Regions from separate parts of the Mus musculus genome. Here regions 1, 2 and 4 are each linked to region 3. Evidence: chromatin loops called from intact Hi-C (ENCODE). Cell type or tissue: heart. All regions are shown on one strand. Each heading gives the region's core, and the rest is flanking DNA. Links, peaks and the distances in the headings are about the cores only. Region 1 overlaps Stard13 (StAR-related lipid transfer (START) domain containing 13). Region 2 overlaps Stard13 (StAR-related lipid transfer (START) domain containing 13). Region 3 holds the start of Stard13 (StAR-related lipid transfer (START) domain containing 13). Region 4 overlaps Stard13 (StAR-related lipid transfer (START) domain containing 13).

Evidence for each region. A loop is a pair of places that touch in the nucleus more often than their neighbours do. Peaks named below come from ENCODE experiments on the same cell type or tissue, not always from the same donor. Only the 100,000 strongest peaks of a DNase experiment are listed, where the experiment ranks them.
Region 1: it touches region 3 in a loop (2.4-fold over the local background); 4 of 42 quality-filtered maps call a loop at or near these places.
Region 2: a loop joins it to region 3, with 2.0 times the contacts of the local background. A loop is called at or near these places in 4 of 42 quality-filtered maps.
Region 4: a loop joins it to region 3, with 1.9 times the contacts of the local background. A loop is called at or near these places in 5 of 42 quality-filtered maps.

Annotation. Positions count from the first base shown.
Region 1 is chr5:151,062,815-151,068,971 of GRCm38, forward strand. Stard13 (StAR-related lipid transfer (START) domain containing 13) reads right to left here. Exons shown (of 14, transcript NM_146258.2): 5 at 1-842. Among named protein-coding and RNA genes, the nearest start is that of Kl, 110 kb to the left of the region's middle. In heart, for the core only: no CTCF peak of the experiment used is centred there; a DNase peak (open chromatin) is centred at 2,647; H3K27ac peaks cover 793 bases.
Region 2 is chr5:151,043,569-151,049,725 of GRCm38, forward strand. It overlaps Stard13 (StAR-related lipid transfer (START) domain containing 13), which reads right to left. Exons shown (of 14, transcript NM_146258.2): 9 at 4,024-4,234; 10 at 3,296-3,410; 11 at 2,229-2,450; 12 at 1,543-1,760. Among named protein-coding and RNA genes, the nearest start is that of Kl, 94 kb to the left of the region's middle. In heart, for the core only: no CTCF peak of the experiment used is centred there; DNase peaks (open chromatin) are centred at 3,573 and 4,113.
Region 3 is chr5:151,187,607-151,193,763 of GRCm38, forward strand. It overlaps Stard13 (StAR-related lipid transfer (START) domain containing 13), which reads right to left and starts at 2,587. Exons shown (of 14, transcript NM_146258.2): 1 at 2,320-2,587. The coding sequence starts at 2,488. In heart, for the core only: no CTCF peak of the experiment used is centred there; DNase peaks (open chromatin) are centred at 1,255, 2,685 and 3,325; H3K4me3 peaks cover 1,346 bases; H3K27ac peaks cover 775 bases; H3K27me3 peaks cover 333 bases.
Region 4 is chr5:151,054,307-151,060,463 of GRCm38, forward strand. Stard13 (StAR-related lipid transfer (START) domain containing 13) reads right to left here. Exons shown (of 14, transcript NM_146258.2): 7 at 5,153-5,312. Among named protein-coding and RNA genes, the nearest start is that of Kl, 100 kb to the left of the region's middle. In heart, for the core only: CTCF peaks have their summits at 1,569 (motif pointing left) and 2,853; DNase peaks (open chromatin) are centred at 2,725 and 3,615; H3K4me3 peaks cover 389 bases; H3K27ac peaks cover 1,226 bases.

The DNA of each region.
Region 1 (6,157 bases), core at 345-5,344, 130 kb before region 3:
AGTGCCTTGGGGAACGTTCCTGGTTTGTGATCCTTGGGAATGTGGACCACCAAGTTTTCTTGGGAGTGAAACCCATGCATGTGGTTTTGGTCTGACGTATCTGGTAATGCCGTCCCTGCCAGCACATCCAGGTCCTCCAGGTACATGCCACCGCGCTTGTTGGCCTCGTGGTGGCACTTGCGTTCCTTCATGCACGGAGTGCTCACTGTGCTGCTGTTCTCCAGGGGGCTGCTCTCACCACTTGACTTACTGGAGCATGGGAGGCCTTTCCTGCAGGCAGCTGGAGGTGAGGTCTGCAGATCTCCGTTGGGTATCTGGACGCACTGCATGGTCTTAAAGGACTCCGGTTCCTGCTGCAGCACAGGCCTACTGATGACCAGGCCTCCTGTCCGCCCTGGCCCCTTATGCCTCCCAAGTGCACCCTTCACTCTCAGGGTATCCATGCGTTTCAGAAAGGACTTGGCCCTGGTCCTGGTGGGTTTCTCATTCTTGGGGTGAAAAGACTGGTTGAGACCCTCTCGGGTAGACTGTGGGAGGCTGCTACTGACCAGGGTGGCCTCCAGCGCATGCGTACTGTCAGCAGAATGATGCCCTGATTGGCTGCGGCTGTCACTGCCCCCACTGCTTTCGCTGTGAATAGAGCAGACCTCTGGCTCACTCAGATCCGTGAGCACGCTCTCACTGCTGGCTGTGTTTCTCATCCTAGGGCCTCCTGGGGACCCGTTTCTGTCTGCCACGGGGAACAGCGTATGCAGGTCATCCACACGGGACCATCTGCGGCTGGTTCTCTGGAAAGTCCATTTGTTGCTGATGCACAGGTCTTCCTCATCTGAGTCGTCACCCTGTAAAATGTAAGGAAAACGAACGTTTACATCCATAGATCATGGCTACATGGTGCTTCCATTTTGTTCCCTGTCTTCCCAGTCACACTGGCAAGTGTGAGCCTCTACCATCTTTCCCTCCTCTGTTCTTCTCATTTACCAGACTTTCATTCATATATATATATCATACATATATATCATGCGTGTGTGTATATATATGTAACATATATATGAATGAAATACATATATGAATATATATATGTGAGTGTATGTGTAACTATTATATATTATATAACATTATATAATATATACCATATGGGGGGACCATACACACACAACACACACACACACACACACACACACACATATATATGGTATATATCATATATATTTTATATAATTTTTCAATTCCTTCTTTGTTTTTAAGGCACTATACATATTAATATTTAAGTAAATATACATATAATTTTTCCCAATCCTTTCTTTGTTTCTAAGGCATATATATATAATATATATTTTAATATTTAATTAAATATATAAATTTTCCCCAATCCTTTGTTTCTAAGTCATCTATATATAATATATATTTTAAAATTTAATTAAATGTATGCATATACAATTTTCCCAATCTTTTGTTTCTAAGGTATTTATATATAATGTATATTTTAATATTTCATTAAATATATGCATATAATTTTTTCCTCAATCTTTTGTTTCTAAGGCATTTATATATATATTAATATTTAGCTAATGTATACATAATTTTCTCAATCCTTTGCTTCTAAGGTATTTTCTCTGACTGCTTACAAAGGGCATTAAACACCATCTGACTGGCCAGTGGAGACAGCATCCTTTCCAAAGCAATTTGTCCCCACCAATACAGGACAATTCTTCCTCACAAAACATATCTCTGCCGAGTTCAAGGACCACCATTTACAGTTCTCTTTCTCTGAACCTCGGCCTCATTACACCTCAAAGTTAACACTCCTTACCTTAGTCTCTAAGAATCTTGACTCTTGTCATTTATACTCTGTATGTGTTAACAGCGAAATCACGGGCTGACCTCTGAAAAGCAGTAAGGTCTGCACCAGTCTAGAGAGTGCACTTGAAGAGAGTACAGCCTGCTCTGGAGACCAGGCTCCTTGTGTTTAACGAGCCTGTGTCAGAGTGCCTCTGGACGCACACACCTTCCAGCTGGGGGGTAGGGGTGGGGGTATGTTGCAAAGTCTTACACTCTGTGTGTCACACACTGACCTACCTGTTTTCTTCGATGGAATTTGCAGCCTGTGACACAGAGACATCTGCGTTCCCTGAGGCTAATGGTGTGTGTGTGTGTGTTTTTGTATATCCCTTGGGCCCAGAAATTATTTACTTCCCCAAGTGAACTGGAGCATCAGCCTCCACCCCTCCTTACCTTGATCATCACGAAGACCCAACATGGAACTGTTTTCCAAATCAAATTCCAACATGGAACTGTTTTACAAATCAATTTCCAGGTTTGTGTCTTCGCTCTGATTTCCTTAGTGTGGGCCCTCAGCACTTCTCTCTGGATGTATTACAGGAAAAATCTGTCTAGGATCCTGATCTCTAGAAGGTTCCTCATCTAGCTTCTCACAGTATGATCCATTTTCTTGGCTTAACACTACCCACTGTTGGGAACAGGACTTGTGTTTATTCATCTTGCTCAGAGTTAAATCCTCCCCAGTACCACACCCTTAAGAATTGTTTAATTTTTGTTGTTCATTTTATTGTTAGTTGAACTTATCTTCCTTTGGAATCTGGTTATAAGCCCAGGCTCTGAATGACAGTGGTATCACAAGTGCCCCGACACCCTGTGCAGTGACTTTCCATTACCTAGGAAGTCAGACTAAAAATAGGTCTGACTCATAGGTTTTCCTCAGGGAATTAATAAGGTTGCTCATTTAGCAGCAGGGTTTGTTCTTTTCAGTGTTTATTCCATTGTTTAGCTTTTTACTCATCTAGCATCCTAACTTCAGCTCCCCTAACTTCTCAAAACAAACACACACACACACACACACACACACACACACACACACACACACGATTCTTCTCACAGAGGCTTAATCTGTCCAAAGCTAGGCTCTATCTAAGTTGGCCTCAATTGGAATACTGAAGCATAAGGTAGAAGAAACTTACAAGAACAGCACGTTGCTTCCATCTCAGTGGGAAGATTTAGCTTTGATTTTTAAAAGACAAATTTGTGTGAAGTCTTGGAGGAATAACTTGAAAAATTAAAACTGAGCATGGAGCTAGGATAACTCAAAGTAGACTTTCTGATACTTACTAGTTCCTCTCATGATTTTTATCATAAAACCAAACCAAACCAAACCAAACAACAACAACAACTAAACATCTGGGAACTGTCGCAACATAAGGCACCACAGATACATAAGGCACCATCTCAGGCTGAACTTACTGGGATTTCACAAAATATTTTTGGGCGCTTGAAGCTACTACCTCTAGAGAAAATATAGATGTTTAAAAATAGAAACTGTAATACTTAACATTGGTTCCAACTACTCACCCTCCCACCCCATTCCTAACACGAGAAACCCACATAAAAGTTGGATAGAGTCTCCTTTATTTAGATTAAGGAAGGATGCCAAGACAGGCTCTGAAGACTGGAGCCAGAGAGCTGGTCTCTTCAGGGAGGTTCAAAGAGCTCATTACACTGGCCTTAGCTGGCAGGAAAATAGTCACGACTCAACCAAGTCATCCGACAAGATGGCAGACTCCTTGAGAAAGAGGAACAGTAGAAGGGCATTCTGCAGTAACTAAGTTCTTTGATCCAAAGCAAGCACACAAAACCAAGACAATTAAAAAAAAAAAAAAGGAAAGAAGAAAGAAGGAAAGAAAGAAAGAGAGAGAGAGGGAGAAAGAAAGAAAAAAAGAAAGAAAGAAAGAGAGAGAGAGGGAGAAAGAAAGAAAAAAAAGAAAGAAAGAAAGAAAGAGAGAGAGCTATGCCATGGACAAAGAAAACTGTAGCCATTGTTCTTTCAAACCCAGTGCAGAAAACAATCCAAAGCACTCACTCCATGCTGCATCTTTCAAACTACTGATGGTGAGTCAGGGTGAAACAGGATCCCCCCCCCCCCCCCACACACACACAACAGAGACGACGCAACCACACTACAGTACCACATAACCCATCATGTTGAATAACCACCCTCGTTCCCTCCTGTTTGTCTAGACTAGCCATCCCTAATCCAAATAATTCAATTCTAAAATGCTCTAAAGTCCAAGCACTCTGAGCACTGACATGGTACATTAGGTAAACATTTCATACTTGGTCTTCAATAATGGGTTGTAGGTTTTTTTTTTTTTTTAAATGAGCAAACAAACAAAAACCCCATGCAAGCAAGAAAGCAAGCAAATAAGCAAGCACACTAAATATGTACACAATTACCTTGAGGTCACATGCGCAAGATGTTAATGAAATATCAGTTAGTTTTCATACTCAGATTTTGTACTCATCCCCATATAATATAGATAATACATTATTACAAAATATACATTTATTACACACACACACACACATATATAACATATACATTAAATTAATGCAAATACCAAGGTTAAAGAGATAGATCAATACAAATCACTGCTGGTACAATCATCACTTTGGTTAAAGAATATTCAACCTTTCATTTCCTTTAGTCAAGTCATCTCAAAAAAATGTTGCATGTGAATCCACAAATTTGTTCAACAATGCGGCATGTGGTCCTGACCTAGAATGTGAAAAATCTGCCCCCCCCAAAATAACCCCTCCCCAAATTGTTTTAGAGTGCAAGTTGTAAGTTTTCTTCACATGCTTTGGATGAAGTAAACTATCAGGTACATTGAAGACTCCTCTTTAACCGAGTCTTAAGAGACTATCAGATTTCATTGGCTGCTCTTTCTGGACTTGAAAAAAGTAGTCTATGTTTATATAGAGATGTCAAATGGAGATCTAGAGAGCTGAGTGTGTTTATAGAGAAAAGAGACCCCTCAAATTGACTTTATTCTCCAGGTGGAATGGTTTAGTGTAGGGGGCAGTGCTGATGTTAAGGTCCTGTTCTCCAATTGGTTCTTGATCTGTCAGTAAAGATGCCATGGGCCAATTGCTGGGCTGAAGGTACAGGTGGGACTTCTCAGGAGGAGCTGGGGCCTGTGGCCGCTACTACAGGTGGGTGGTCAGGGGCTAGGTGGGACTAGCCACTGAAGTTTAGGGCAGGTGGGAGGTATGGAGCTAAGAGTATTGATAAGGGCACCCATTTCCAGGCAGGATATAGTAGTGCCTTGCAATGGTGCCAAGAAGGCAAGTTCAAAAGGAACAACCTGTGTGTCTTTTATCCTTGGATTCAAGGGAAGCTGGGAGGGAGCTGGTAGTACAGCCAGTTCCCAGAGCTAAAGGCCAGTAGCTCAAAGCTAAACAAAGCATTTCAACAAGACAACAGATTAAGAACTGTGAGTGTGCTGTTGTGAAGAAGGTGGCTGGTGCTGGATGCTGCTATGAGGGTCTGGGTAGTAAGTTGAAATGGATAGCTGCACTTAGGCATGGTCAAAACCCTGAGGGCAACTGAGGGCCCTACCTCTGGAGGCATTGCCTCAAGGTCATGCCTGATTTAAGCATCATGTGAAAAGACAGAGAATTTATGCTTTTAATACACAAAGATGGCATAAGGCCATTCCCCGGGATCTTAAGCTGGGAAAACTGATGTAGGAATGAGTTTTCTCCGTCACAATATGGAAGGTAACAGAACACACGTATAAAGTAGTTCGCAAATAGATCTAAATTCGATTATATGTGATGAGGCTATGTAAACTCCGAAGTGATACCAGAGCTCATTTTCATAGTCAGAGGCATAGAGTGAACATGGCTCACCCTCTTGTACCCCACATCTGAAGTGCTCCCAAAGGTAGAGTTTTGAAGACTGACATGACGGCAGAAATAGAAGATTGTAGACCACAACAGAGACAGTTCAGATTAAAGGCTCAGGTTCACACCTCTGATGACAAGAGTTTGACTCCCAGCACTCAGGGAGTTCATGGCATCTATATACCGGTCATACACAGAGGAAAAAGAGAAAGGAAACGTAAAAGTAATAAGATAAATCTTTAACAAAAATCTTTGCTTCGTGCACAAAATTAAGGAAAATATTGAATAAAATCAGTGAAGATAAATGAATTTCATGTAATATTTGGGCCCGTCCCCAACATACCTTGCTGAATGCATAAGTGTTCAAAAATGTGAAAAAATTTAAAATACTTTTCTTCTTTAGCATTTTGGGTAAGGAGTAAAGAGCATGGGTTAAGATGTAGGAGCTCCTGGTGGG
Region 2 (6,157 bases), core at 519-5,518, 140 kb before region 3:
AAGGGCGTAAGCACAGGGAACTGAGTTCAATTCCTGGCACTGATATAAAAAAAAAGGCACGATGATGGTGCATACTTGTAATCTCAACACTGGAGAGGTGAAGGCGGGATGTTCCCCGGAGATTTCTAGCCAGTCACCTTAGCCTACCTGGGTCTCAGAGAGAGACCCTGTCTCAAATATAATGACATAGGTGGCTCTTAAAGAACAACAACCAAGACTGACCTCTGCATACGTGTGCAGGCATGCATACACACTCTTCTTAGTCTTCTTCTTCTTCTTCCTCCTCCTCCTCCTCCTTCCCCCCCCCCTTCTCTCCCCCTCTCTCCCCTCTCTCTCAGAAATCTAAACTGGAGAGGAGACCAAGATGGGCCTGTTGTGTCCACCCACAGCCTCCTCAGAGTCAGAAGCTATGAGTAGCTTGGGTAAATAGCTAGCTAGTAGGATGGTTGTGGAGACGGAATGAAGAGAATTCCCTGCAGGGAGGGGCTCCCCTGTCTCCACAGCTTCCACCCTGGACAACAACTTTCTTTTTCTACTTGTTGAGTTAGGCAATTAAATTTTAATGCCACAAGATGAGCAATGTCCTAATAACTGGCCATAGGCGACCCCCCAGTTAACGGCTTATATTCTCTACCAGGACAAGGTTTCTGGGATACACACGGATATTTAGGAGAAACAGATACTTAAAACTTAAGGTCCCAAGGATCCAAACCAAAGGCATCAAGGACTCATGAAGTCACCTCTGGTTTGCCCTCAAAACTCACTTCATAAGGCGACTATTTCAAATACACATCTGGGGATTTCCCAGGCAAATCCTCTTACACAGCTGATCTGGGAAGAGACTGTTTACTTGTGTTTTTAATAAAAGGGATATATTGTTCTAATTACAATTTGTTCATGTTCTGAACTCTACCCAACCCCTGCTCTTGCTGGTGAAATAGTGAATTTCTGCTGTGCAAACTTTTTGTGATTGGCTGAGCACCCCCCTCCAAGGTCAGAAGGTAGGGGGCCTGTGACTAACCCTGAAACCCACCAGAAACAGCATTTCAATGGCAGACACAGGGCTCAGGAGGTTTGGCCGCGACTGAATTCTAATGAAATGTCCAGTGTCTTCATACACTTGTCCTCTCAGGGCTGAGCTGGGGTTCCTGTGCATGGCAATTACTTGTGAACTAGTGAGGTCACATGCCCTCCCATCTCCAAGGTCTAGATGAGAACCTGCTTTCGTCTCCAGGGTGAAAGACAAAAACCAGTCGGTCTTTTGCATATTTTGGTTGACAAACGGGACAGACAGCCACTATTCTGGTGCCTCTGCTCTGAGGAAATGAGTGATATTCAAAACCTAATCAACTGTGCACCTTGAGGAGAGAGGCCATCAGAGAGCTATAAATTGGGTGAAGGTGCCAGAGGTCAGGCATAAATAAGGCAACATCAGAGAGGATTGGGCATAAAGCCCCACGGCAGGCTGGGAGAAGTGTTTGCATTGGCAACTCCCATCATGCCTTTGGAGCAGGACTTCATACACCCCAGGGTCCGGCTTACCTGAGCACCAGGAAGTCTCTGGAGGGATGTGGAACCATGCTGTTTAGCACGTACTGGTAGATTTCCGTTTGTTTGTCCAATCTTTCCACCACCTTCCACTGCACAAAGTCCTCATCCCACAGGTGACGTTCTCTCAGCACACGGTTCAGCACCACGGAGGGTGGTGCCTCCACCTCCACAGATGCTTTCCACAGCTTCAGCGGGTGCCCATCGCCCACCTTGGCAAAGACACGGGCAGGAGCTGAAGAGGCTACGGGGGCTACCCAGACCTACCTCCTATGCTGGGCATTCCAAACCATCACTATCTGTATAAAGTGAATGGGTGATGCTGTACCCATAGTCAAAAACGCAAATACTTGAGTCCTCAAGCTGATAAGAAAAAAAAAAAAAAAAGAATCGAAACACAAGCACGCTCCTCGAGTGGTGTGAGGCAGACATGCTCTAACCCACGTGACTTTTACGTGGCTCTTCTCTGCCAGGCACTCTTAGAGTGTTCATTTCACAAGTGAAAAATGCTGGGTACTGATTTTCCCGGCATCTCACAGGAGCACAGACCTGACGGGGATCCAGAAGCCCCCTGAACTCTGGTGGGACTGCTGTTGGTGGCTTTCCAACAGGGCTTTTGAATGGCATCTGGTGTCGTGTCCCACAGTTCAGCACACTTTCTGCAGCAGAGGGAACCTTACCTTTTTGAAAGCAAGGTCTGTGTTGTCAGGGCTGGAACATGTGACCCATCCCTTGAATTTCTCCTTAGCCTCTTTCTGGAGGCCTTGGACTAGATGCTCCAAGTACGTGTGAAAAGTTGCCCCGCTCTCCGCCAGCTGTGCTCCCAAGTCTTCCAGGCTGGGCACATGGATTTCAGCCTCTAAGTAGGAGTCCCGAGACTGGGCCACCATCTCGTGTGGAACCTGGGCCAGTGGATGCATGAAAGAGCAAAGCGGTGAGCTGAGAAATGCTGAGAGTAACCGAGGGATCAAAGTTGCCTCAGCCACCGTCAAGACCCGAGGCCAGGAGGGACCTTCCTAAAGCTAAGCCAGGCAACACAAGGGTGACTCTGAGCCCATGTTTATCCAAAACACTGGGATGTGTTCCTGGTCACGTGTTCCGTTTCTTTTTATAATATCTGGCAAGAGTGGGTTCAGACAACTTCACTCATTCGTACATATTGACACATTGAAGGAAAACTCAGCTATGACTCAGAAGTGGCTTCACAGTTTTCAGTACAGTTTCTCCATTGACGATTGCCAATGTTGCCACAGAGAGTGTGCCAGGCGTCTTATTCACTTGCCTCATCAATGCAAGTGTGGCTGTATTGATCGGCTGTCATTGATTCTAGGGACAAGGATTGCTTAGTCACACACACACACACACACACACACACACACACACACACAGAGAGAGAGAGAGAGAGGGAGGGAGAGAGAGGGAGAGACAGAGACACAGAGAGAGACAGAGACAGACAGACAGACAGACACAGAGACAAAGGAAGACCCTAATCAAGTTTGACATAAAAATAAAATGTATCGCAATTGACCAACTGGCCTTAAATCTGATGATTTCTGCACAAAAAAAAAATCTTTCATAATTGTAAGCCCCAAGACCATGTGACTGTCAAAGCCTTCCTGTACAGCTAGCACTTTATAACTCCTGGGAGTGGAGACCGGAGGTATGGTACACACTGTCATCATAAAGCGAAGAGCAAAGAGACAAGCATCCTCTGCTTCCCAGCCTGCCCCTGGTTCCAAGACCTCACCTCAAAGAGTCGGTTGCATTCCGTGATCATGTGGGCCAGCCCCTGAGCCGCAGCTAGATTTTCATTGAGGTCCTTCTGATCTGGCTTCCCAGTGGCGTATTTCTTCTGGATGACTCTGTAATTGAATATGAATGTGCTGAGCAGATCACCAGCCAGAGAGTGTGTTGGGATACCCAGATCGTCCCATCTGTTTGCCATTTATCCCCAGATGCTGCCCAGACCCCAGGCTTTCTCGGTTCCAAATAAAACCAATGACCACACATCTTTTAGATGCTCCAAGGCAGGTTGGCAGGCTGACAGCTCACAACCGAAAGCCATGGAAAAGAACAAAGACAGGAAGAGCTGTAGGTGGAAAGTTATTAGGTTTTTCTCCAGTTTGAAACCACCCAACTGCAGGCTCACGTGCTCTGTTGTTTAAATATAGCCTTTAAAGACCAACGATCGTAAAATACCTTTTCAAGTATTTTACTCCTTCTTCCCACTCAAATAAAATAGAACAAAACTTCTTGGGCTTACTGGATCTCAACTGATCTACTTTAGGATGACATTAGTAGTGCTATGAGCCCAGCCCAGGGATGAGGGTTCCTCACTCTGCTCCCACAATAAGTCCTGATAATCTTCTATCTGAATTCTAGCACGAGGACACTTCCATTTAATTTTACTTGTTAGGAAAATGGATCTTGGGGAGACCTGGTTTGGGAACGATGCCCAGGACAAGGAACACTCACTTTGGGGAGCTTTCTTTCTTCAGTAAGTTTAGGTGAAAGAGGGAGGGGGCCAGGCACACGGCCAGATTCATGGGCGTCATCTGATTCTCGTCCACCAAGTTTACTACGTCATGCAGGAAGCACAGGAGAGTCTGCAGGGCCTCCCGGTTCTCGTCGGCCAGCAGCAGGATGGCTGCCTGCACGGCCTGCAGCCGCTGCTCTTTGGGGACATCTGAAGAGAAGTGGGCACCAGGTTGTTAGGGGGAAGAGTCAGTGAGGAAGGATGCATGCTCTCCTCTTCCAGACCGAAGACACTCAGAACCATCAACAGAGTTGGAACTTGAACCTCATCAAACTCCAGAACCCATCTGAGTGTCCTGGAGGTACTTAGAGCAAAGTGGCTGCTCTGGCTCCTCACACTCTGAGTGTCACCTGGCTCTTCTATGTTAAGACTGTCCATTTTGGTGGGAGTTGGCCATCTATCGGGGCTCTGTCAGCCTGACCTCTCTCTTGCTCACCCTCTTTGACCGTCAGGCAGCTTGGGTAGCACCTTAGGGATGGCCATGGCCGGGTGGGACACAGCTGTGAAAGCCACTGGGTAAAAAGACAAAGACCTGGCCTTTTCCCACAATAGTAGAGCCCCAGGCCATGTTGCTTTCCTGGTACAATGAGCAGTGGTGAGCTGTTTGTCCTTGGCCACCCCTAGGGAGCTAGTGCCTCAGTGGTGAGCCTGGTAGATCCTTCCTATCCCTACAAGTCAGGAGGGCTCAGTTGGGAGAATGTGCTGTTTTGACTCTGAGTGGTCACTCAGTGTCACCTGCTTGATAATCTTAGGGTCAGGAGCTTTGAGTTGTGCTTGTGAAAAAGGAACCTGGTCCCTTATAGCGGTGGGGAGTGAATGGGGTCTCAACCTCCCTGAGAGTGACTCTGTTGGGGGTGATGGGCATTGATTATATAGGCTCTAGGCAAATAGCTCGTGAGGTAGAAAATGGAAAAAAAAATCGCAACGAATTAGGACTGAGGGACAGCATTGTGCTGTGCCCCTGGCTTTGTCTGTTTCATGATCATGTGGGTTTGATTCAAAGATGCAGATAGGGGCTCACTGTGATGAATATGGCTGTCTTCCTTCAAAAGCCACACCTGGGAGCACTGTGTGTATGTATGTAAGGCTGGTTGCACTCCTGAGTCTTGGGGCAGTGTGCTTATGATAATTCCTTGAACTGTCAACTGTGTTTTATAATGTGCACACTGTTTCTGAGTATATCACTGTGTCTTCAATGTATTAGAAAGAGACACTCGGACATTTATTACTGGTAGAGGTGTATGATAGAAAAGAATTGCCCTGGCTCTCAGTAGTGTAACCTTCTGCCTGCATCTGGGCTCTCCTCGCCCTTCTGAGTGCTTTGCAGAAGGCCAGAAAATCCAGATTTCTAGGTAGGCATAACTACTTATTGCCTGTCTATCACATACTGGCAAAGACTGGGTTTTCCAGAGAACATTTTTTTGTCTGGATGATAGTGAAGCTGCTTTTTTGTTTGTTTGTTTGTTTTGCTTATGCTGAAGCCAGTATAACCAATGATGTAAGTTCACCACCTACCCTTGAACTGCTTGTAAAAGCTGCTCTGTAGGGAAGACAATTCCTGTGTATATATATTATCTAACACAGCTTCAGGGTTTGCTCTGGCTGCTAATCTTGAAGTCGCTGGCCACGTGCATGTGCTATCTCTCTCTCTTCTCATCACGTGCTCCCTTGTCTTCTCTGGAGATAAATTTACTCTGGATTCTGTTTGCTTTGGGTGGCAGCTATGCTCACCTTTAAGCCATGCTTTCTGTTATACATGACACTGCTGTGGCTCCTGCGTCTCTCTTTGTTCCTGGGAGATACCCCCAGATTTGCCTTTGTGAATACCCGGTGTGTGGGTGGCGATGCTCACAGTCGGCATGCTTTCCCGACTGAACAGTGATCTCTCTGTGTCTGCATCACCTCCATCTCTCCTTTCCCTTCTGGTGTCCCTCACCCCTGATCGTGGGGCCACCAGGTTACAGGCTTGTCTCTGATCCCTCCCCATCTTCTATCTTGATCCTACAGGCTGGTAAGATTAAGATCTCCATGATCCACCCAGTCCTGTAATCTAGTCATCTGACAGCAGCAAAG
Region 3 (6,157 bases), core at 749-5,748:
CACGGTGTTGCAAATTATCTTTATACAATGTGCAAACGTTTCTCTGAGAGATCTAAAGGAGAGTGCTGGAAGTTTACTGCTGGGGCTGCATTTTAAGACACTGATTTACAAATATCGAGCTTACATTAACTTTATATGCACTTTTCTTTAGTTGGATAATGAAAGATTATTAGTAACTTAACTAGGTGTTCTGTACGACTGGGTACTAACCATCCAAACATACCAAAGCTCACAGTACACTGCTCCCACTATAGAAATAAAACCTGACTGGAAATCAGAGGAGGAGGAGCCAACTGGGACTCTAATGGGGTGCTTGCTCTCCGTACTTACATGTCTTTGGTATATTATAGAACCCCAAGCCTACTAGAGGGCCAGCGTTTTATCTAGCATTCATTATAAAAGCCCAAACACAGTACAGTTCGGTGAAGAGCACAAGTTTCAGGATTTGTGTTCAAATGCCAGTCCTCCTATAGGGATCTGCCTCTGTTTTCTCATCTTTACAATGGATCTAAAGCGGCACCTAACTATAAGCACTTTTTCTGAGAGAAAAATAAATTAGCATTCATAATTCTCACAGCCTGATATGTTGCAAATTTTAGCATCCTGGGCTGTGAGACCACACCAACCTATCAATATAGTATATCCAATAAAATCACTTTGTACCTGCTCACTAAACATTGTGCGATATTCACCCATCATGAGTTCTGGATCACTAGAGGTAGGATTCTTTCCTGTTTCCTACCTGTAGCTTTTAATGTTTAGGAATTCATTGGCTCCAATCATTCCATTACCCCATTAAAAACAAAACAAACAACCAAAAAAAACAAAAACAAAAACAAACAAACAAACAAAAAAAAAAACCAAGGAACCTCCTCACATTTTCTAAGTATGAAAAAAATAAAACACAGAAATACGGTGTCCATATATAAGAATGACCCACTTTCACCAAGAATGGTAATTCACCCAAAACAACCATTATCCCAAAGGAACATGTCAATGACTAACAATACATATAAAGAAGATTGGAAACTTCCAGTGTCCATAGGATTATATACCTAATGCCCAATACACTCCCATTGTAAGTAGTTTCTCAATAGAAGATGGAGCTGGTTCTTATTCTCAACTGAATGTATTTTTAAATCGAGCCACAGGGAATACTTTTGTTTCCATTCAAGTGAGACTTGCACACAGAGTTCATGGAGTGACTTAATATCCTTCCTGCAATCATACTGGTATGCCGCGCCAGTATCCTTCACACATAGCCAGTTCCTGAACCTTCGCAAACAAATGCCCATTTCCAAGGAAACAATCTCATTAAATGTCGCTGCTAGAATGTGTATTGTTCCTTTTGGAGACATTACAGTGAGATCTTTTAAGATTACAGACTTTAACTTCCCCTCTAAAATTCAATATAATCTCAAATTCATTTATCTAACTGGGAACGGTATTTTCATAATAGCTCTTGAAAATTCCTGGTAGGGCCAATGTAATAGTTTAGTTAGGTTTGTAGTTAAGAGCTAGGTGACTATTTACTGACTGTGGATGGATGTGTCTGTCTCTTAAATGGGTATCTTCAAATTTGTACCACACAGGGCATGTCATAAGCTTTAAGCCTTAAAAAAAAAATCCATGAGTTTTATTAATGTTTGAGGTACAAGAGTTTTTAATGTTTTCCCTTGAGAATAGAAAAGGATCACTTAGCAGCCTGTAATCAGTACTGTCAACCTGCCTTAGGAAACCAGTGCTCCTAAGTGTGTGTAGTCATAGGCTCTGTTTTGAGGTGAAGAGTCACATTTATCCTTTAGCAAGAAAACGGTGTCAACAAATCAGTGGTGACTATGCACACAAGCACACTGACAGGAAGAGACTGTAATTCAAGTTGTCAGTCCAATGGCCTTAAGCTTAGATTCTTACTGTTTTCCTTCAATGAAGATGTACTATAAACGCTGGGCCATTAGTCGCCAGCTCTCTCACTAATTAAACAAACAAGTGTCCACTTTTAAATATGACCACAGTATGAGTTTACCTGCAGAAAAGCTCCCCAAGACACACACTGAGTAAACCTTTCTCATTTGCTCTGTTGACACACAGAGGATTAGGAATTCATGATTCACGTTCTACTGGGGATATTTTCGTTAGTTATGAGGCGCTCGGTGCTGTGACAGACTGCTTAGAACCGAAGTCTAAAGTTATCTGAAAGAGTTCCACGCAGCGTGGCATAAGAATCCGTGCGGTGTACAGCGCAAACAATAACTTTGTAAGCAGCACAAGACAGAGCCAACAGAAATAAGCGGCACCTTGGCAGTGCCCGCAACTCACCTTGCTGGATTTTAGTCACTAGGTGATGGCGTGCTAGGATCCGGCTCATCCTGTAGGGAGAGCGTCTGGCAGTCTGATCAAATCGCAAGTACATCTCCTGGCTCTCAGGTGTCAAGGGGTTTAGATAGTAGCAGCCTGCAGCCGGCGTCCTGGGCACCTGGCTGAACATCTCGGGAGAGTTTCCACTGCCACCTCAGCTGCCGGTGGCTCTTCGCAGCTGTCTCCAGCCTCAGTCAATGGAGCCCCAGGAGAGAGCCACAGACCCAGCGATTTTTAAAAAAGAAAAAGGAGTGCCAAAAGCCACAAGTCAGAATTCCAACCCTTCGGGGCTCTCATGTGACCTCGTGAGCCAATCATAGGACAAGGAGAAAGTATTGGGCGTGTCCCGGCCGAACGCGACCGCGAGGCTGTACCAGCAGCTGAGGAGTTCCTTCAAGCTGCGCTTAAAGCTGATAGAGAATTGGAAGCGCCTGGGGCTGACTAAGCCCCCCAACCCCAGAGCTGAAAGAGGAGAGGGACACAGAAGACAGGAGAGGTCGAACAAGCCCTGGCATAGGAACCTTTTGAGGTCATGAAAGTTAGAGAAAGAGTTTTTGGCTTTCCTAAAGCCAGCAGCAACTAGGTTTAATTTGAAAAAAAAAAAAAAAAAAGAAAGAAAAAAAGAAAAAAGAAAAGAAAAGAAAGAAAAAGATAGCTGTGCTACCTGCAGCTGTGTATTTGAAACACACCATTTCAAGTTAAGTATGGGCCGCTGGGTATAAAATACTAGCCTCATTACAACGGAATTAATTAGATAAAACGTTTCCAAAGAAAAACAAACTTTTGGATCATATTTTGACACTAAAGGTCAATAAAGACCCTGTGGACCAACATGGGATGGGGACATCAAAGGCTTTTACAGAAAAGACCCAAAGAGACAACCTGAACTCCCTGCCACGCTCCTTTAATTTGTCTACTTCCCCCAGTTTTTAAACACCACTAAACAACTGCAAAGCGCTAGTCATATTGAAGCCGCTGCCAGGAATCACTACACAGGATGCAGGTGGCCTTGCAAAGACCCAGTATAAGCTGCTGATCCATGGGAATATAGTGGAAACTTCTAGTAAGTGCTTATAAAGGCTTATAGTAAGTAGTCAGATGTGAAACGGTCTCAATTTAAGAAGAAAACAAGAGAGAAGTCTACCACAGGGCTAGCGGAACATTATTTCTGAGAGAAATAACCAGAGAGACTGGTTTTAAAAAACAGAACCAAAATACCCAAACCAAACAACAACAGAAACAAGAGTCTGGGAGTCCTGACAGGAGAAGCTGGGGAGAGCTCTTTCTGCAGGAGAGTTCTGTGTCCACATGCATACAGGGGAGAGCCAGAGTGTGCCGGGAAAGAAACTGCTAGTCAGTTTAACCATAGCTGAGGAACCATATGAGAGCAGTCAGAATTTCTCCTCTCCAGTTTTTTCCTCTTTAGAAGTGTTTGATGCAAACAACAACAACAACAACCACCACAAAAGGTAGAAGAAACTTTACTGAATTCTAAGCCTGGAGCTGAATGAATAGAGTTCACACACACACACACACACACACACACACACACACACACACAGAGGTTGGTCTTACTTTTGACTGACTTAAAATGAAACGACCTAGCTTATAACTAGACACTTTCAGCAGAAAGTTTAATTGGGAGGCAGAGAGAGGGTTCAGTGGCTAAGAACGCTGGCTACACTCCCACAGTACTTGGTTGGGTTCCCAGCACCCAAACAGCAGTTCATAAGTGCCTATGGTTCTAGTTCCAGGGACCAGACAACCTTCTCTGGTGTCTGTGGGTGGTACACACACATGCATTCAGGCACATAGGCATACACATAAAACAAAGAAATTCTTAAAAAAGTTTAACACGACTCCAGTTAAGATCTTGCTTCTCATTGCTTCACTCTGCTCATCAACAATTAGTGCCTTTCCCTGTGGAAATCTTTGCTGGCCTGATTTTTATAATTTTCTCTCGTCGTCACAGTGAACGAGCCTCATTTGATGACTATAAAAAAAGAGGCAAGATAGTTTTCAGGCATAAAGAGAGACAATGTTACAGGATCGGATCATGGGCTTTGTGTTCTTATTGGGATCTGAAGAGTTTGTTCTCCCATAGATTTGTAGAAGGTACGAGGCATGTATGTAAGGCTTGATAGGTCAAAAGCCTCTGACTGAACAGTGGAAAGGTTAAACTTTGTAACACAGTATCAGATGCCATTAGCCAAGCTGACAGAACCAGCATTGGCTACATTGGCACTGAGACCCTACTTTGGGCATGTAGGAAAAAGCTTGACAGCTCAACACCGATTGGGGGTGGTGGTGGTGGTGATTAAGTCAGATGTGAGAAGTTATCATCTTCTCACTATGGGGGAATGGAAGATGGGTGGAGGAAGAAAAGGAAAACGAGAAACTGTGTTTCAAGACCCTAAGTAAGGCAGGAAATAGTGTGTAGTCACTTTATAGCTATGAGTAACCCTTAAAGGCTGGACATCACAGCTGCCAAGATTGTAATTCATTGCTCTCTTGGCTACATTTTTAAAATAAATGGAATGATTCTCAGAAGCTCTATAGTAACTGGAAAAAAAAATGCGACAATATTGCCCCTTGTCTCCTTGTTTGTAGAATGAGGAATGTGTTTTGAAAAAGCCTAGAATATCTTACTCTGAAAGCATCAAGATTGTAACTATGTATTATTTAACATTAACAGGAAAACACAAAGTTGCATAGACAGGCAATAAAGAACAAAAATGGAATTGGGGGAGGGGTTAAATCCTTGACTAATATAATCTAGAACAAAACCTGGCCTCTCAAAAGTCAGCTTTGTTTGTTTGTTTGCTTTGTTTTGTTTTTAAAAAAAAGAGCATCCAAGGATAAGAGCGGAGTCTCCTCCATGCCATATGCAACACCCTAAGGTCTTATGTTAGAGCCCAGGCAGTATCTGCCACCAATCAACTTCCTGCCATGTGTTTTTGCCGTCTTATATTTCTAGAGCAGCTTATTTAAGGTAGATGGGTGATACCATTGAGAATTGGTTTTACGGTAAGATATTGCCATTGCTGTGAAACTTTTGTGCACGAGTTGCTTTGATCACACAGTCCCCATGGGAAAATTCCAACAGAGGTGGACGGTTGTGTTCTGTTTAAAGCTGCTGCTGACCTCTCTGGGCTTGTCTGCCACCCTGTGTATCTTGGAGAGACCTGCCACTCTGCTCTGGTGAGCAAGTGAGTGAAGAATCAAGGACAAGGACTAAGGGAGGCAAGGGACCAAGAGTGTTGGGCACCTACATGCTAGGCCTCTGCCACTTACTGTTCCTGCTTATCAATTCGTGAAGTACCATAGTTTATGACAAAGGATATAGAGACCCATAGGGGTGAAGTAACGGCCCAGGTCATAAGCAGGGAAGTCACTGTGTGTCTCCAAGCTTGACTGATCCATCCGGCCTCTTAGGAGTGATGGCTGAACGCTAGACTCAGCTCAAAGGGAAGCAGCAGGTGCTCACACAGCCTGGTCTCTGTGACCATACTGATGCGGCTGTTTCCACTGAATTGAAATATTCCCTCACAGAGGGAACTAAGGGTGCTTCTAAGACTTCAGAAGTAAACTGAATTTATGAGGCCCGGAAAATTCAGAAGCATACAGATTCTTAAAGCCCACCAAGGTTATCTCAGCAGCAATAATGGAGGGGGAAACACACCCTCCCACTGGGATGGGCAGAGCTGCCTGAAGGTCCTGCAGAGAGCTGTACAGATGTAGCATGGCGAGTCTCCCAAGCTGGGTTGGGCTTCTCAATGATGAGGCTGTGTGCTCCTTT
Region 4 (6,157 bases), core at 825-5,824, 130 kb before region 3:
CAGTCTTAAGAACATTTATTTTCCCCGATCTGGCAAGTATTTCAAATTGCATCACAGTGCACAGGAAGAAAGTAGGCATTGTTAAAAGGACAGGAAAAGAGAAAGGAAGAAAGAAGTCAAGCTGCGAGGCAGGTGCTTATTGAAAGGGGATACAGCTTCAGTTTGTTTACATCCGTACTTCTGGAAGGAGGCTCCAGACTGTGTATACCTCAGAGCTGTGCTGCACTGGGTCACAGTGCCCCGAGGGTGTATTCTTAAGTGTGATTCACAACTATTTATGTCATTTGAAAGGAATTCTTCCCCCTTTCCCAACCCCCCCCCCCCCCCCAAGCAGAGGAGCATGGAAGAGAGTCTACAAAAGGGATGTTTTAGTTGTACTGCCCAGCCCACTCCGTTGGCCCACTGTGTCCTGTGGCTCTTTGTGAGTCTGTACATGTGTACATCCTGGATGGGCGCCTTCTTTGAATTGTTCAGATCTCAAGTTTCTTCTTTTGGAAAACACTGTGATCTTTATTATTTCAAATCTATCTGGGGCTTTCTAGCTGCAGGCTCTGAGCCTTCTGACTGAGCCGCCTGCAGGGGGTCAGGCCGGGTCATTGGGAAACTATTCATTCTGCTTCATTCTGACAGAAACCTCCTGTTCTACCCTCACCTTCCAGGAGAGGTGGGAAACAGCTCTGGGTTCTGTGGACTGTATTGGAAGCCTAGAAGGAAAGGGCTTTCCTAAGCTTGGTAAATACAAAATGATTTAAAAAAACCAGACCAGATTCTAGGTACAGAACCTAAGAATGGCCCAAGAAACGCAGTCTTCCAAGGGACAGCAGCGAGGTGATGAACAAACAAACTTAGGAGTTTCTGTTGTCTGACTCTTAGCTGCTTCTCCATGAATGAAGTGGGGAACCCCTGACCGGTTTAGGATTGGGTTTCTGAAGTGGCAGTCAGCAGTGACTGGGCACAGTAAGACAATAGTTCTAAAGATGTAGTAGTGTGGAGTCTAAGAGAGGCCATCTCTGAACTGTGAAAGACACTAATTGCCAATAGCCATTTCTTTGTAGCAAAGCTTCCAGTACATTTGCATGTTGGACCTAAGATACTTTGTTCTAAGAACAGAAAGTGTTTTGTTTGTTCTGATACTCATTGTGGTTGAGAGGTAACCTGGGTCTTTCAGTCTGTTTAATGCTCTGTTGTCAGAGTTGAGAGTCTCACACGTATATGAATGAGGACTGGCTGGAGCTTGCAGAGTGCCTGGGTTCAGCTCCCAGCACCCACATGGGAGCTCATGGCCTTCAGTAATTCCAGTTCTAGAGGGACTCTGATGCCCTCTTCTGGCCTGTGTGGACACCGGACATGCACTGTGGCGCACAGACACACTTGCAGGCAAAACACTCATGCACTTAAGATAAAAATGACTAAACCCTTTTGAAAAATGAAAGTAGAAATGAACAAGAAATCGTACTCTTTGATTTTATACTGGGTCCCAGAATTTACACCGCAGGCCTGCTCTTTACAATCTCCACTGCTCTCCTCAGGAGGCACAAGGTGCTTAGCCATGAAGAACCCTCTGCAGGAGCGCCCCCTGCAGGAGCACCTCTCTTGCCTGCGAGCTCCCCGCCGAATGACCAAAGGTTGAGTTTCAAGTGCTCCTTTGGGTTACTTCCACCCCTTTTTCCCTTTTGTTTTCGATCCCCAGCTACCTAAAAGCCTGGGCTCAAATAGCAGTTTCTGTGGAAGGTTCCAGATCATCCTTCATCCTGTCTCAGGTAGTCAGCCGACAAGGTGATGTGCAGGCGGCAGGTTACAGAACTCTTCCCCTGGAAATGAAGTGTCTTCCCAGAATTATTAGGCTTTTAAATCTTGCGGCTCCATTATAAGGAGTGGCTGGGCGAGAGTGCTGCATTAGAATTCAAATTTCATCTAAATAGTATTAAATCTCCTCCCTGGCATCCTGTTTATGCTAATCCTTGCAGGGCTTAATGATGTTTATCAAGACTTCCATTTCCTCTTCTTTAGAAATGGGCCTCAGCTAATGAAGAAAGGTTGGCTTTATTCAGAAAGCAAGAGTCATAAAGTAGTGTGTGCTATGGGCAGCGATTCTGCGCGTGCGCGGTGTTGGTTTAGCCTTTCACTGCAGGAGCTTCGTATTTATCAGTAGCCAGAGATAACCTGAGCTGCGGCGGTGCGTGGGTGATTTAAGACAGATGTGAAAGCTCACACAACAAAGCAAGGCTGGTCTCACAAGCCACCATGTCGAATACAAATGGCTGGCAATTGAAGGCTAAACCTCTTCACTTCATCTGCAGCCATCTGCGAGGGTGAAAATGGATATGCTGTACTTCTTCATACATAAACTGCAGTATGCTGGGGAGTGTGGGAAGTGAGTGCTGGCAATGTTTTAGGGTTCTGTGCTGCTGGCTGGCTTTGACAGCCTTCTGATGAGTGCTGATGTTCGAGTGTTTAGCCTTCAGGGAAGGGACCCCCACCTCCCACTCTGCTCAATGTCAGAGCTTCATGGAAGTCTTGGAAGATGGTTCCCATGGAATGTGGCTTACAGGAAGGATGTGTGGGGGTGGTGGTATTCCTGGTCTCCCACAATCCTGGGTTGAGAGTGCAAGGCCCTGTGCAGAAGTGAATTTCAATTCCAATGGGATACCCAGGGCAGAGAAAGGACTTCTGTTTCCCTTCCCCTTCCTGGCCCTGCCTCCTTCCCCTTCCTAGCCCCGCCTCCTGTTCTTTGTCTTTAGTTTGTGTTTGCTGTAGATCTCTAGGGTAGTCTTCCCCCACTACCGATTCTCCTGGCTTCCTGCTTCTCTAGTTTTCTTGTTGCCCGCTCTTCTGTCACCTCTTTGCCACACGGAGGCACTGTCTGTGTACTCCCCTATACGTGACATGCAAAGGGAAGGCCATACACAAGGCAGTAGCTATGTTCCTTTGGACAGCCCACAGCTGTTTCTGCTTCTTTTTTTTTTAATGACGCAAGAGAAGCACCAGTGCTTCCCCAGTCGGGCTATATGGCTTGTCAGTATCTATGTCCCTGTCAGGGACCTTTTCCTACAGAGCTCTGCACACATTTTTCCCACCACGGAACTCTTTGAGACTGATACAGGGAAGAAGATAGTCTAATGGGGCTGAAGAGGGTCGGTATGTCCACTCCCTTCTCTTCCTAGGACTTCATGTCTACAGTTTTGGCTGCAGAAGGGAGATGAGACCAATCAGAGGAGTGATTTAAGTACAGACATCACTATGAATCCATGGCGTGGGGTGGTGTTTTCTATCCAGGGGCACTGCAATTCACTTATTTATATCCAAACTAGTTCAAGAAAGAATAAGACTTGTAGTGATCTATAAAAGGTTAGTTGAAAGAGACCAGAAAGGGAAATTACAACAACAAATAAAAATTAAAAAGGATTAATAAGTTGGGAAGAGGGCCACAACTAAGGAATTTGTGCCCCGAAGAGGTATCTACATTTCCTATAGTGGAATATGCATTTGGCTTTGAGCTTTCAAGCAGGCACTACAGAGAGGAAAACACACCCAGTTAGATGAACTTGGAGTCTGCGATACAAAACACAGGCCAGCGGGCCAAAAGAAACATGGTTCTCAAGGACCAAAGCCAGGGGCAAGGGGGGTTCTTCCTCTCATTCTCACAGAAAGGGCGCTACATGACACAGTGGCCAATGTCATCAACAGGATCTTGACAGTGGGTTTATTAATGAGGGCTACAGAGGGTCAGCATCACACCAATGACGAAAAGCCCTTCTAACTGTGAGAAGTGAAGTTAGTTGTAGGAGATGCTGGTTCCCTGTGGGGACCAGGGTGTCGATGCTGCCTCCCTTGGGTGTGTGTGAGAGACATCGAGGCCAAGAGAACAGGATTTAGCATAGCTGTCTGAAACGAGTCTTCTCCGTTACTGCTGGTGACCTGGTCTCTCAGTAAAACACCTATAAAAGGCTAATTCTTATATACGTATGTGTATTCATGGTACAATTGCAACTGAAAGTAATTACATGTCAGCAACCAGATTCATTGACTTACCCTACCAAAATGCTACAATAAATGCCAGATGTTTTATGTAGAAAACAAAATCAGCCATCTACCCAAATATCCAAAATAGTAGCCCTGTAGCCATGAAAATATGAAGAAAATGTGTATCTGTATATTCTCTAGATAATAAAGGTCAAAGGAGGTCACTAGCCAGGTTTAACCAAAGACACCTGGGAATGGCGCTCAGTTCATGGAGGGGTCATCGTGATTTAAGTACCTGCTGTGTTTTGATATCTCTGCAAGTGTCAGGAGCCGAGATCTCTGAGTTCATGGAGCTTAGCCCCTTCTGGCCCATTGAGCCCACAGACAAGGGCAAATCAACAAACACAACTGAGAAGACCGATGTGTTGCCCCCCCCCCCCCAACTAGTGTGCTGAACAAAAGCTGGAAACGCGGCTGTGCCAGGGGGCAGTCTGTGGAGTGAGAGTGTGGTCCTTATTTTGGGACAGAGCACAGAAGAAAGGAATGGTTGGTAATAGGGAGGAGCTGTGTATATTATGGGATGGATCTCATTCGCACAGAGCCTACCATCATGATGGTTCTCAAACCATCCTGGAGGTACACAGTGATCTGAGTGTTTCCTTCCCTCGAGCTTCCCTGTCAGCTCTGAGGCCAGGGGCTCTGTGGGTTAGCTGACGGACCTTTTACATTTTACATGTGAATTAAAAAAAATGTGAACAAGTCTGTTTGGCATGTTGTGCTGCTTTGAGAAATTAATAAGGGGAGAAATAGAACTAAATTCATTTTCCCCCCAAAACAATGTAACTGATAAAATAACGCTGTGGAGTGAATAGTAGCACTGGAATAATAATTTAAAATACAGAGCCACCAATTGCTTACTTCCAGATTTCAAGGAAGTGTAAGTTAGACATTACAGATACAAAGTATCAACAGCAATTTCCTTTGACCAACCAGGGTGTCACTCAACTAGCTAAGGAGGAACATCATCAAAAGCTAGACAGGGACGTATCTGGGCCACATTAAATTGTGTCCTTAAAGATCTCTGTGCTGTGCTTGTTTATGCTTGGTTGGCTAGGCCTTGTACCAGACAGGCCCGACTCAGTCTGCCATCCCCTCACCCCAAGCCCGTGTTTGGGATTTACCACTCTACCTGATCCAGACAGTTGCTACGTAGATACCTCAGTGCTTGTTGGATGCTCTGAGGCAGGGGCTGTCCTGTTCTCTGAACGTGGACTATGAGCGGAACACCGAAGACAGCCTTGTCTCGGTAGTCAGGAGCTTTGATCCTCTTCATGAACTTTGGAACGGACCTGGAATTCACAGAAACCAGGTCATGCAAGGCCCCTGGGGCGCTCTGTGCAGACAGGCTGTGGAAGCAAGCGAGAGGGAGGCCAAGCTCCTGTTGGAACACTTCAGAGGCAAAGGCAGAATTCAACCTTTCCTACATCATTCATAGTCTGTGGCACTCTAGATGTGGCCCTTGCCTACGTGTCATTTCTGTTAAACACCATGATTCACGTTGGAAAACTGTCTTTGTGGCTCTCTGTTTTCAAGTTGGGGGTGGTGGGCAAGTTTTCAATTTAATTATGATTGAAACAGCTCTTGTGTAGCGAACACTTAAAACACCCCAGTTGGGGGAGGGAATAACAAAATCTATGCAAGATTTACCAGAGGAAGAACAAATTTGGTTGAGGTTGGCGTGTGGGGGTGTTGAGCCAGATTTTCTTGGCTGTGTCTTTAGTTTTCTAGAGCCAGATCTACATTTTAAAGGGAGTTTTAACACACTTACATATATTGATTTGACCGTACAATTTATAACCTTTGAAAACATTTTTATAAACACAACATTAATTCTTCTACACATATCATATGACACAACACTTTACGTTTTTCAAACCACACAATCATTTATCCAAAATAGGTCGGCATACAATGTTGACTCTATCGGGCCCTTAATTCCAAAGATTGTACTGCGTAATCTCATCTTTACTCGCCAATGAAAGCACAAATGTACTTGAAGAATCAGTGAGTCGATGCTGTCAGGGTGCATTCTGTGCCAGGCCACAAGGTACAAGTGACAGATGTTTCTTTACAAACTGCCAGCAATATTTTATGGCAGGTTTATTTCTGATTCCCCTGTTCACACAATTTATCA